Regions from separate parts of the Homo sapiens genome. Here region 1 is linked to region 2. The links are chromatin contacts, found by Hi-C or POLR2A ChIA-PET in ENCODE. All regions are on one chromosome and are shown on one strand. Each heading gives the region's core, a stretch centred on a gene start or an enhancer-like site at or near the end of the contact. The rest is flanking DNA. Distances are from core to core; before and after follow the strand shown.

Region 1 (4,734 bases), core at 1,258-3,757, 330 kb after region 2:
GAGATCCTCATAGTTGGCAGTGTTCTAAAGGGGTTTGCTAACTTTTTGAAAGTGTTATTTTCTTTTGATAATATATTGTTTAAAACTCAGCACTGATTGATTGATTGATTGATTGATTGATTAAGACAGGGTCTTGCTCTGTCACCCAGGCTGGAATGCAGTGGTGTGATCACGGCTCACTGCAGCCTAAACCTCCCGGGCTCAAACAATCCTCCCACCTCAGCCTCCTGAGTAGCTGGGACTACAAGCACATGCCACCATGCCTGCCTAATTATTTTTATTTTTTGTAGAGATGGGGTCTCAGCACGTTGGCTAGGCTGGTCTCAAACTCCTGGGCTCAAGTGATCCTCTTCCCAAAGTGCCAAGATTATAGGCACGAGCCACCACCCTTGGCCTCAGCCTATCTTTTAATGCCACAAATTAAATATCTCTACTAAGAAAATAAAGCAATTTTAATATTGATGACAATGGTTCTCAAATCACAATAGTATCCTCCTCCCTCCCAGTATATTTTAGTAAACCATTCCTGGAGTGAGGGTGGGTTTATTTCAGTAAACCATTCCTGGAGTGAGTGTGGGGTGGTTAGTAAACTAACCCAACCCACAAACACATACACAGTAATTTAGAATCTCCAAAAACAATATAGCCATCATTTGTTACACGTTAGGCACTACGTGAACAGCGTTAATATGCATTATTTCATTTCATTCTCGCCACGATCCTGAGACTGCATTATCATTCCTGTTTTAAACACAAGAAAACCGAGGTTTAGAAAAGATGAGTAAATAAATTCCTCAAGATCTCAAACTAGTAAAGGGACAATTAGGATTCAAAATCCATGCTATTAACCAAAAATTTATAGACAATGCTATAAAAAGCATGGGTGGAAGTACTGTCAAATCTTTCATCTAAATAGAGTCCACTGGAATATACAAAGTTATTTTTATAAAAGGAAACAGGGTAAGCTTTGTGTTTACAAAGGTAATGAGAAATTACATACTGAAATGCCATTCTGTTAAATCTAAACTAAATCAGCTAAAACAACATTTCACTTAATAGGCACTTGGATATCAGAAATACCTTCACTTCTAGAAAACAGCTTGCAAAAGAGATTGTCATTATAAAAGCACGTTTTTATCTCTTATTATATGTCCTCCTATAAAAACACTAAAATGAAATCTCATTTCCAGAAGAGTCTAGACAGTGGTAGACACAACAAACTGGGTGTGACTAATATTTTGACAAACACAAACAGCCAAAAGGTAAAGCGTGAGGCCTGACATTTATTGATCCCATAAAATAGAAACCCTTTTAGCTCTCCTGCCACACTGCATGACCTGGTAGGCATGGGGATATTTTTATTCAACAGCTTTCCTTCGGTCCTTCCATCCTTTTTTAGAAAGCCAAAATAAAAACCAGAAAAGGCATACTTATAAAGTCATAAGCCATATGCTATAACAGGTAAATAAAAGTCCTTTGACGTTAGAAGCCACGAAAGAACAGAAGATTAAAAAGTAAATCATAAACAGCTGCATCTCGCCTCCCAGTGTTTACATTCTTAGACATCCACTTTTTAAAAATATTCCCTCTGTAGATCAAAACATGCTGTACTTTGAGAAGGGGAAAACAATGACGTTAACGTTAAAATATTGTACAGTTTACATATAAACAGAGCTAAGTTTATGCACATCATTCTAGTTGGCAGTAACTCATCTGAATGGCTCAAACTGAGAGCTATAATTAAGTGTGTTAATTATCTGTGTACACAAAAATCTAAAATATATATGTTCCTTATTATAGAGCATAGAATACAACTGGTTTAACAAATCAAAATAATCCAAAAAGCTTTTTCAAGTTAAACTTGGGTGCTCTGAAGCTGGATGAAACTAGGTTCAATTACTGGGGGAAGTCTGTTTCTTCATCCCATCCTTCCCCTCCCCACAACTTTGTATTCCTTTCCCTCAGTACCTTTTCTCTTTCAATTAGTGCCACCCACAAATACTGCTCAGCTCATTACTGACACTCAGGCTTTAAAAACTGGGTGGCCCCATACCAAGAACCATTTTTAAAATTACTGCCTTCAAGCATTAAAATGCTAATCCAACAGAAAGCAAAGCTTAAGAGCATGGAGCTCCTCCTCCCAAAAACATACATGTATATGGGAGAGAAGCACGGATGAGCCACATGTTTAAAATTCTAGTTTGTAACATATTCAAGAGATAAGCAGTTGGCAGAAAGCTTTCAAAACACAATGCCCATTCACAGACTTTATGCACTCACTTTCAGCCTTATAAAGGGAAATACTTCATTCTAAGAAGGATCTAAGTTTTAACATAATACAGGCCAACTTCCATCAGAAGCAGCAAATTAATATCAGTGGTAAGAAGGCTAGTAAGTTCAGGCAGATACAAGATTTAGGGGCCCTGAATTATCATTAAGAAAGCATTTATCTTATACCCGCATGTCTAAGGTACAAGCCAAGGTGAGTCACCAACTCATCTGACTGAAAGTTCTGTTGCTAAAATCTGGTATCGCTGACCTCACTGAATCAAAACATATATGCTCCTTTGAAGGTGGTGAAACATCCCTAGTCAGTGAATCACCATCTCTCAAAAATCTCCAAGGATTATAGGTAAACATGAGCCCTGCCACTACAAGTCAAAGTCTTGATATCCAAAGAACTGGCTCTGGTGTTAATGCATGCCCAAGGTTTAATGAGGATGAAGAAAAGAAAAAAAACAAACTAACATATTTTCCCTTTAGAACACAACTAGGACACATGGTTTTTTAAATCAGATGACTTATTGATCAATTATAATATGCTTATTGATGCAGAACAATAGCAACGTGACCTAAGGCTCAGGGATTCAATCCACAACTGGGATAGGTTATAAGGAAGAACAGAATTGTCTCCTTTAAAATACAATGGCTCTGGCTGGGCGAGGTGGCTCACGCCTGTAAGCCCAGAACTCTGGGAGGCCCAGGTGGGTGGATCACAAGGTCAAGATATAGAGACCATCCTGGCCAACATGATGAAACCCCGTCTCTACTAAAAATACAAAAATTAGCTGGGCACGATGGCGTGCGCCTGTGGTCCCAGCTACTCGGGAGGCTGAGACAGGAGAATCACGTGAACCCAGGAGGTGGAGGTTGCAGTGAGCTGAAATCACGCCACTGCACTCCAGCCTGGTGACAGAGTGAGACTCCGTCTAATAAATAAATAAATAAATAAATAAATAAATAAATAAATAAATAAAATACAATGGCTGCTTTCCCTAACAGGCTGTATGTAGCCAAAGAGAGGCCTAACTGCTTATGTGCTTGCTTCCAATGACAAAGTGCGTGTGTAAGAAGCACAGATATACTTGACTGTTTATAAACTACTGCAATTAATAATTTATGACAACGACTGCAAGTCATACAACATCTGAGGGTACCTATAATACACTAAGCAAGAAGCTTTCACTACTAGAGGATGGTACGGTTTGAACTCTCCTGGAGCCCTGGTTCTGGGCATTCAGTAGGCCAGCAGTTCCCAAACATGTTCTACAGAACATGAGCTCCATGAGAAACAGTCTTGTGAGGCTGAGGCACAGTGGCTCACAACTGTGATCTTGGCACTTTGGGAGGCTGAGGTGGGCAGATCACCTGAGGTGAGGGGTTCGAGACCAGCCTGACCAACATGGTAAAAACCAATCTCTACTAAAAAATACAAAAATTAGCCAGGCATGGTGGGGTGTGCCTGTAGTCCCAGCTACTCAGGAGGCTGAGGCAAGAAAATTGCTTGAACCCGAAAGTGGAGGTTGCAGTGAGCCAAGGAAAGAAATAGAGTCTTGTGTCCAAAGACATTTAGGAAATATCTCCCTCCTGACATCTCTCATCTCATATTAGAGCTTGATATTTTGTTTAACCATGTGTTTCCTACACTTATAATCTGAAAATATGTAGTTTTCATTTCATATCTGTGCTAACTACTCTAACATCTTGTAAAATACATTTTGAGAAATACTGCATTAAAATTTTCCCTCAAAAAGCCTTTTCCCTTGAACTTTGCTATTCACAAAGCATTCTGATAAAATATTCAACAAAAGATACATAGGCATAAGCAAAAGAAACATATTTTAGAATAGAAAAGTTGATTTAAAAATTAACAACAAAATGTTTTATTTAAGAATATCACATTTGTGTTTTTAGCCCTAAATTTCTAATATGGTTTGTAGTTAATAAGAAAAATACTAACATATCAATAATTTACAATTTGCCAAAACATTTATGTGTCAAAAGAATTCTTTGCTTCTCTGATTTTGAAGGAAAAGAAAATGAGAGAGGCAGAGACAAAAAAATGGATTAAAAAGTGGAGAGACAGCTTCTTCCCCTAATTATTCACAGATTCCATTTGAATTCAGAAAACGATTCTTCACATTTCAGGACTCATGTATGAAGGTTGTTTTATTTTTACTTCATGGAATTGGTGGATGAATGTTATATAAATTATTACTGCACAAATAATTTTAAATAATACTTGAAGAATGAGACAAAAATAATATTTTAAATTTCTAGAACAGCAGCTATATCATTAGTCTACTACCATGACCACTACCATGACCAAACACGTGATGAGTAAGTCTAAAATCATAAAAACACCATAAGTGAAAATCGAATACCTTTATTTTCTAAAACATTAAGCAGAATGTCATATTACCTTTTAGCCTAAATACTTTCCCAATATACAGT
Region 2 (5,247 bases), core at 1,423-3,922:
CCTAACATGGAAGTAGTTGCAGATTTGAAAGAACTAAATACAATGCTGCACCCGTTTTCTCCCTTTAAATCCCTCCCTGTGAGTCATGTCCAAGCCAACTGTTCTTACCCACCTCAGTCACCTCTAGACATGCTTAATCCCAACCTACAATATTGAACATTCCTGACTCCCGCATGCCAGTCACCCTCTAATCTTTTAAATCTGTCCCCCTACTCCCCTTTTCTACATTCCTGGGACTTATCAAACTTTTGTAATTCAGGATTAGTTTGCATATTTGCCGTGGGTCACCCTGGGATACACAAAGCTATCCTAGAACTCAGGGTCTTTGTGGTCCCTGAAGCTGGAGGTAGGTGACATAGAAACCCAGATACTGGGACACTGTCAAGTGTCCTAAATGCTGAATTTAGGCTGCCAAATTTAGCAAATAAAAATATAGGACATCCAATTAAATTTGAACTTCAGATAAACAATATCTTTTGTATAAGTGGGTCCCATGCGAGGTTTGGGCCATAGTTATACCAAAAGGTATTTGTTGCTTATCTGATGTTCAAATTTAATTGGATGTCTTGTATTTTATCTGGCAACCTTAGCTGTATGTGAACATGGGCAGGAAGATGTCAAAGCTTAATTATCAATTATATCCCAGAAGGGTACCTCAATGTAGATGTACGGGGTGATAAAAATCCATGATTTGCCCCAATGTATAGAAAAAAAGAGCCCACAGCAGAGACAGCAAAACCAGGCATCGCTGCCCTTCCACTATCCAATGCCCATGGCCAACATCCTTTATCAATGAAGACACCCTTTCTGGCTTCAACACAGCCACTCAGGCTTCCATTACTAATCAATCAGACTTGGCTTGTGAGATGAAACCTTTTAGCTCTCCCTGGCCTAGACAGGACTAACAGTGTGGAAATATGTAAAATTACCCAGGCTTGGTTCCCAGGCAAATCTCAATGGGTTTTTTTTTTTTGCCTTCTCCAAAAATCAGAAAATAAATTAAAAAAAGAAAAAAGAACTAAAAAACTATTGCCTTAAAAAAGCTGTGGAATTTCAGAGTCATCACTAGATAGCTCAGTTGGGGCCTTGATAATTAATGATTCTATAGAAGTGATTCTTAGAGTATGGATTATAGTCCATGTGGGGCCTCCTGATAATGTGCATTCTTTGGTTCTTCCTACTATCATTTTTCAATGCATTCAAAGGTTACACATTGGCCACCTTCTAAATGAATGATTGTTACTTAATGTTATTTAATGTTGTATGCAATCTCAGAGATTGCTAAGAACTCTGATTCAGGGTCCTACATTACCATGTAATGCTGGTGAGGTTGCACAATTCTAATTGAGCACAACTTGTGGAATTCCTGTTGTTTTCAGGAAGCACACGTGATTATCAGTGTGGTCTTAACTTGGTCGTGGTTTCCAAATGTCTTCTACTTAGGAATTACTTTTGGCTTAACTTCTTCATTTACATTGGACTTTGTTGTGGATTGTTTGGTTAACCCAAGTGTGTAGTGATATATGTTTCCATCAATGGCATTTGAAGACCGTAATTTTGCAATCACTAGCCTTTAAGGCATGTATACATTGTGATTCGAATAGGAGTCATCTCTACCACTTTGCTAAGGCAAACCACAAAAATCTGCTTATACAGTGACACGTTCCCTCTTATTATTCTATTCTTTTCCCTCTGTAGAGCAGGAATGCATAGGATAAGTGGTCTGTGAAGTCTTCTGCCTTCTCAGTCTGCACTATGGTCACAAAAAATAATTCAAGAAATACTTTTCTAGAGCCATGATATTCAACCTTGATCAGGTAATATTAAATGTTAACACATTTAATGCATTTGTTGATATCACATGACCAAACTTTTCTCATATCCAGAAATATTTCGTCTCAAAAAACATTGATTTTTTGACACATGTAATTTTAACCAAGAGCATGTCACTTATTTTTTTAACTTTTAAGCTGAGCATGATTGACTCTTTCCAATTCTTTTTCCATGAATATTTGTCTCCTTTTCTTTTACTTTTGATTATGCTTACTGGCACTCAGTTGCTAGCAATCGAGCAGTGGCAAAAGCCAGACCTTTAAAAAAATCTGTAGGAAAAAATATCTTTAGACAGACAAATGGTTTTCCATTTAATTTAATTTTCCTGCAAACTGGGAAAATATTTCCAGTATTCCATTTTACTGTCATGTCACTTTGGTTCTTTAGGTGCTTAAACCACATATTATGAACTATTAGAGAATTATGAAATTGATGTAGTGAGTCTTGGCTGGTATTCTTTTCTTAAAGATAGAATAGAGAATACATCACATATATTTTGCCTCCTGAAAAGTTTGTTTCAGTTGTGTGTGTGTGTGTGTGTGTGTCTCCTAGGACACAATGTAAAATGTGTTTCTTGCCATGTAGGAGGGTGTTGGTTAAAAGTTTGAAAAACATTGCTGTAGAGAAAAGTTCCTCAATCATTAATATGTATAAAATTACAGGGGAACCTTGTTAAAATGCAGTTTCAGACTTCTACTTATCTATCAATCCATGGGATAGGGTCTTATATTCTTCATTTCAATAAAACTCCTAAGTGATTCTGATGCTGCTATTCCAAAGGATCACACTTTGAGTAGTGAGGGCCAAGAGGAAGAGCTATAGCCACAAGCAGAGGATGACTAACCCTCTGGAGGAATGGCAAATGAAACTCTAGACCCTGAATATCCTGCTCAGGATACCACAGCCGCAAGAGGCATCTTCAGCTACAGCGTCTGACTAAGGCAGTTCTTTCCAGCAGGCTTACCTTCCCTTCTCTATGGTAATCTCAGCACTTCGGGGGGCCAAGGCAGGCTGATCGCTTGAGTCCAGGAGTTTGGGACCAGACTAGGCAACATGGTGAAGCCTAGTCTCTACAAAAAATACAAAAAAAAAAAATTAGCTGGGCATGGTGGCACACATTTGTAGTCCCAGCTACTTGGGAGGCTGAGGTGGGAAGATTGCTTGAGCCTCGCCTGGGAGGTCGAGGCTGCAGGGAGCCGTGATTGCACCACTGCACTCCCTCCTAGGTGACAGAGCCAGAAAAAACTTTCCTAACTACTCCTTTCCTATGTGAGTCAGTCTGGGCTGCTATGACAAAGTAGCATAGTCTGAGTGGCTTACAAACAACAGAAATGTATTTCTCATAGTTCTGGAGGCTAGAAGTCCAAGATCAGGATGCTAGCTTGGTGGTTCCAGTGAGAGCCCTCTTTGAAGTTGCAAATGGTCAGCTTGTCATTGTACTCTCACTTGGAGGAGAGTAGGCAAGAGAGTCTCTTTTATAAGGGTGCTAATCCCATTTATGAGGGCTCCACCCTCCATTAAATTACCTTCTAAAGGCCTTATCTCTAAATATTATCACATTGGGGGGTTTGGATTTAACATATAAATTTGGTGGGGGACACAAACATTCAGGCCATAATACTTGCCCTACATATGAACAAACACACACACACACACACACACACACGCCTGGTTCGATTAGAGCAATGGTTTCCAATCCTGGCTACATAACAGCAACATCATCACGCATGGCTTTTTAAAAATACTAATTAAAAATATTGATGCCTGAACCCCACTCTTCCCTTAGAGAGTTCATTGGACCAAAAGGGATCTGGAGCATGTGTGTATGTGTGCGTCTGCATGCATATCTCTGTGTGTGTGTGTGTGTGTGTGTGTGTGTGTGTGTGTGTGTGTTTCCCCAGGGATGGCTCTGTTCCTTGGTAAAACAGAATTTCAAGTTCCCATATTAATTATTAACCATCTCCATGGAGTTTGCCTCATGCCCTGGAACTTTAAATATACCTAACACTCTGGGATTTTCAGTGTTAGTCAATTATATTTCTATTTTATTTCTTTCATCTTAGGTTGTATTTGTCCTTCAAATAATTTTCCAACTAAACAACAATGCCCTTGTCAGTGAATGATTGATTTGCCTCTGAACAAAACTGCTATATGTCTCCTTTAACGGCTGCCCTACAAATGTCTGGCCCTTGGATATGATATTTTTAGTGTTTCTAAAGCAAACCTCAAGCATTTGGCTATACCTGAGTCAAGTACAAAGATAGTCTGGAAGTGGTATAATTATTATAGACATTGTTAAGTAATAGCTGAAGAACAATTACAAATGCAATGTGGTATGTCAGACACTCTAAGCATATTTTCTCCGTTGCTAATATAGTCCACCCAAGAAACTGCATTTCTATACCCTGTTTATCTGTTATTATTAGAAAATCATGTGCTTTATATCACATTACTTTCCAGGTAACTGAGGCTTCCCCTCTTATATGTATTTCATTAAATAGATGTGCAATGCTTTTTTAAAAAACGTGTATATTTCAATTTTAATCATTTTAGATTAAATATGTCTAAGCCATATTACCTACATCTTTGTTTTATTAAACATGGAATTTTAAACTTAATTTACCCTTTTCTAGATTGTGTTAGCATTATGACTATTAATTTTTATAATAAAAATCCAGAGACTAGTTTTGTTCTGTTTTTGCTGTTGGCTACCTTTTGGCTAATGGCTTACCTATTTTCTTCACATGTCCCTCCCCTTATTCACTTCTTTTTTCAAGCATTTTAATCAAGAGCAAAATGACCAATCATTAGAATAGATGAGAAAGGAATGCAACCCAGCAACAGGCTGTGAATCAGAAAGCCTGGGCTCTAGTCCTCAACCTTCATTGAAACTCTATTGACATGATTTGCCTCTCCTGGGTATTCCCATAATATCGCTATGCTTTATCACGTGCTGTATGTAATTGTCTGTCTCTCTTCACCAGACTGGGTGCAGCTGGAGGGAAGGGACTTACCCTCATTGTCCCATAGGTAAGCACAGGTCCTGGTAGGTAATATGGGATGAGGTGTTAGGAGGGGGCTTAATGACAGTCAACAGCTTCAATTATTCCAGAAGTCACTAAGTTCAAATGACAACCATGGAGCTCCCTTACAGTATGTTGCAAGAATTTGAAGCAATAGCTTTTTTTTCGTTGCTCTGTTCTATTGGGACTGAAATTGCTAAGAATCTGCTCTGGATAAGCTTCTTCTCTGAATGCATTTTTCTAGATAAGTTATTCTTCTATGCAAGTTGAAAACTCTTCATTTTGTTATAATTCATCCAAAAATACAGGGTGAGATCTTACATGTTTCCCTCCTTTCCTTTCCATTCCTGGGCTTAAGATGGGGTATTCGGACCCATGCAGAGGTGTGTGT

The links. Hi-C counts contacts between places; a loop is a spot of excess contacts on that map. ChIA-PET counts read pairs that join two places held with the same protein, here RNA polymerase II (POLR2A). Pooled maps may share reads with other maps.
Region 1: a loop to region 2 is called in a map of mammary epithelial cell, with 3 times the contacts of the local background. The contact joins two enhancer-like sites. A Hi-C loop is called at or near these places in 1 of 168 maps with a recorded cell type or tissue (mammary epithelial cell) and 1 of 50 pooled maps. POLR2A ChIA-PET finds 5 or more read pairs at or near these places in 3 of 52 experiments (AG04450, MCF 10A and WTC11).

What each region holds. Positions count from the first base shown.
Region 1 is chr2:226,753,749-226,758,482 of GRCh38, forward strand. All of the region lies in intron 1 of IRS1 (insulin receptor substrate 1), which reads right to left. Among named protein-coding and RNA genes, the nearest start is that of IRS1, 44 kb to the right of the region's middle. Within about 2 kb of position 2,508, at least 6 of the 41 ENCODE cell types and tissues checked have a DNase peak (open chromatin) inside an H3K27ac peak, as active enhancers do; they include mammary epithelial cell, where a contact is called at or near this core.
Region 2 is chr2:226,425,024-226,430,270 of GRCh38, forward strand. No RefSeq gene overlaps it. Among named protein-coding and RNA genes, the nearest start is that of MIR5702, 230 kb to the right of the region's middle. Within about 2 kb of position 2,673, at least 9 of the 41 ENCODE cell types and tissues checked have a DNase peak (open chromatin) inside an H3K27ac peak, as active enhancers do; they include mammary epithelial cell, where a contact is called at or near this core.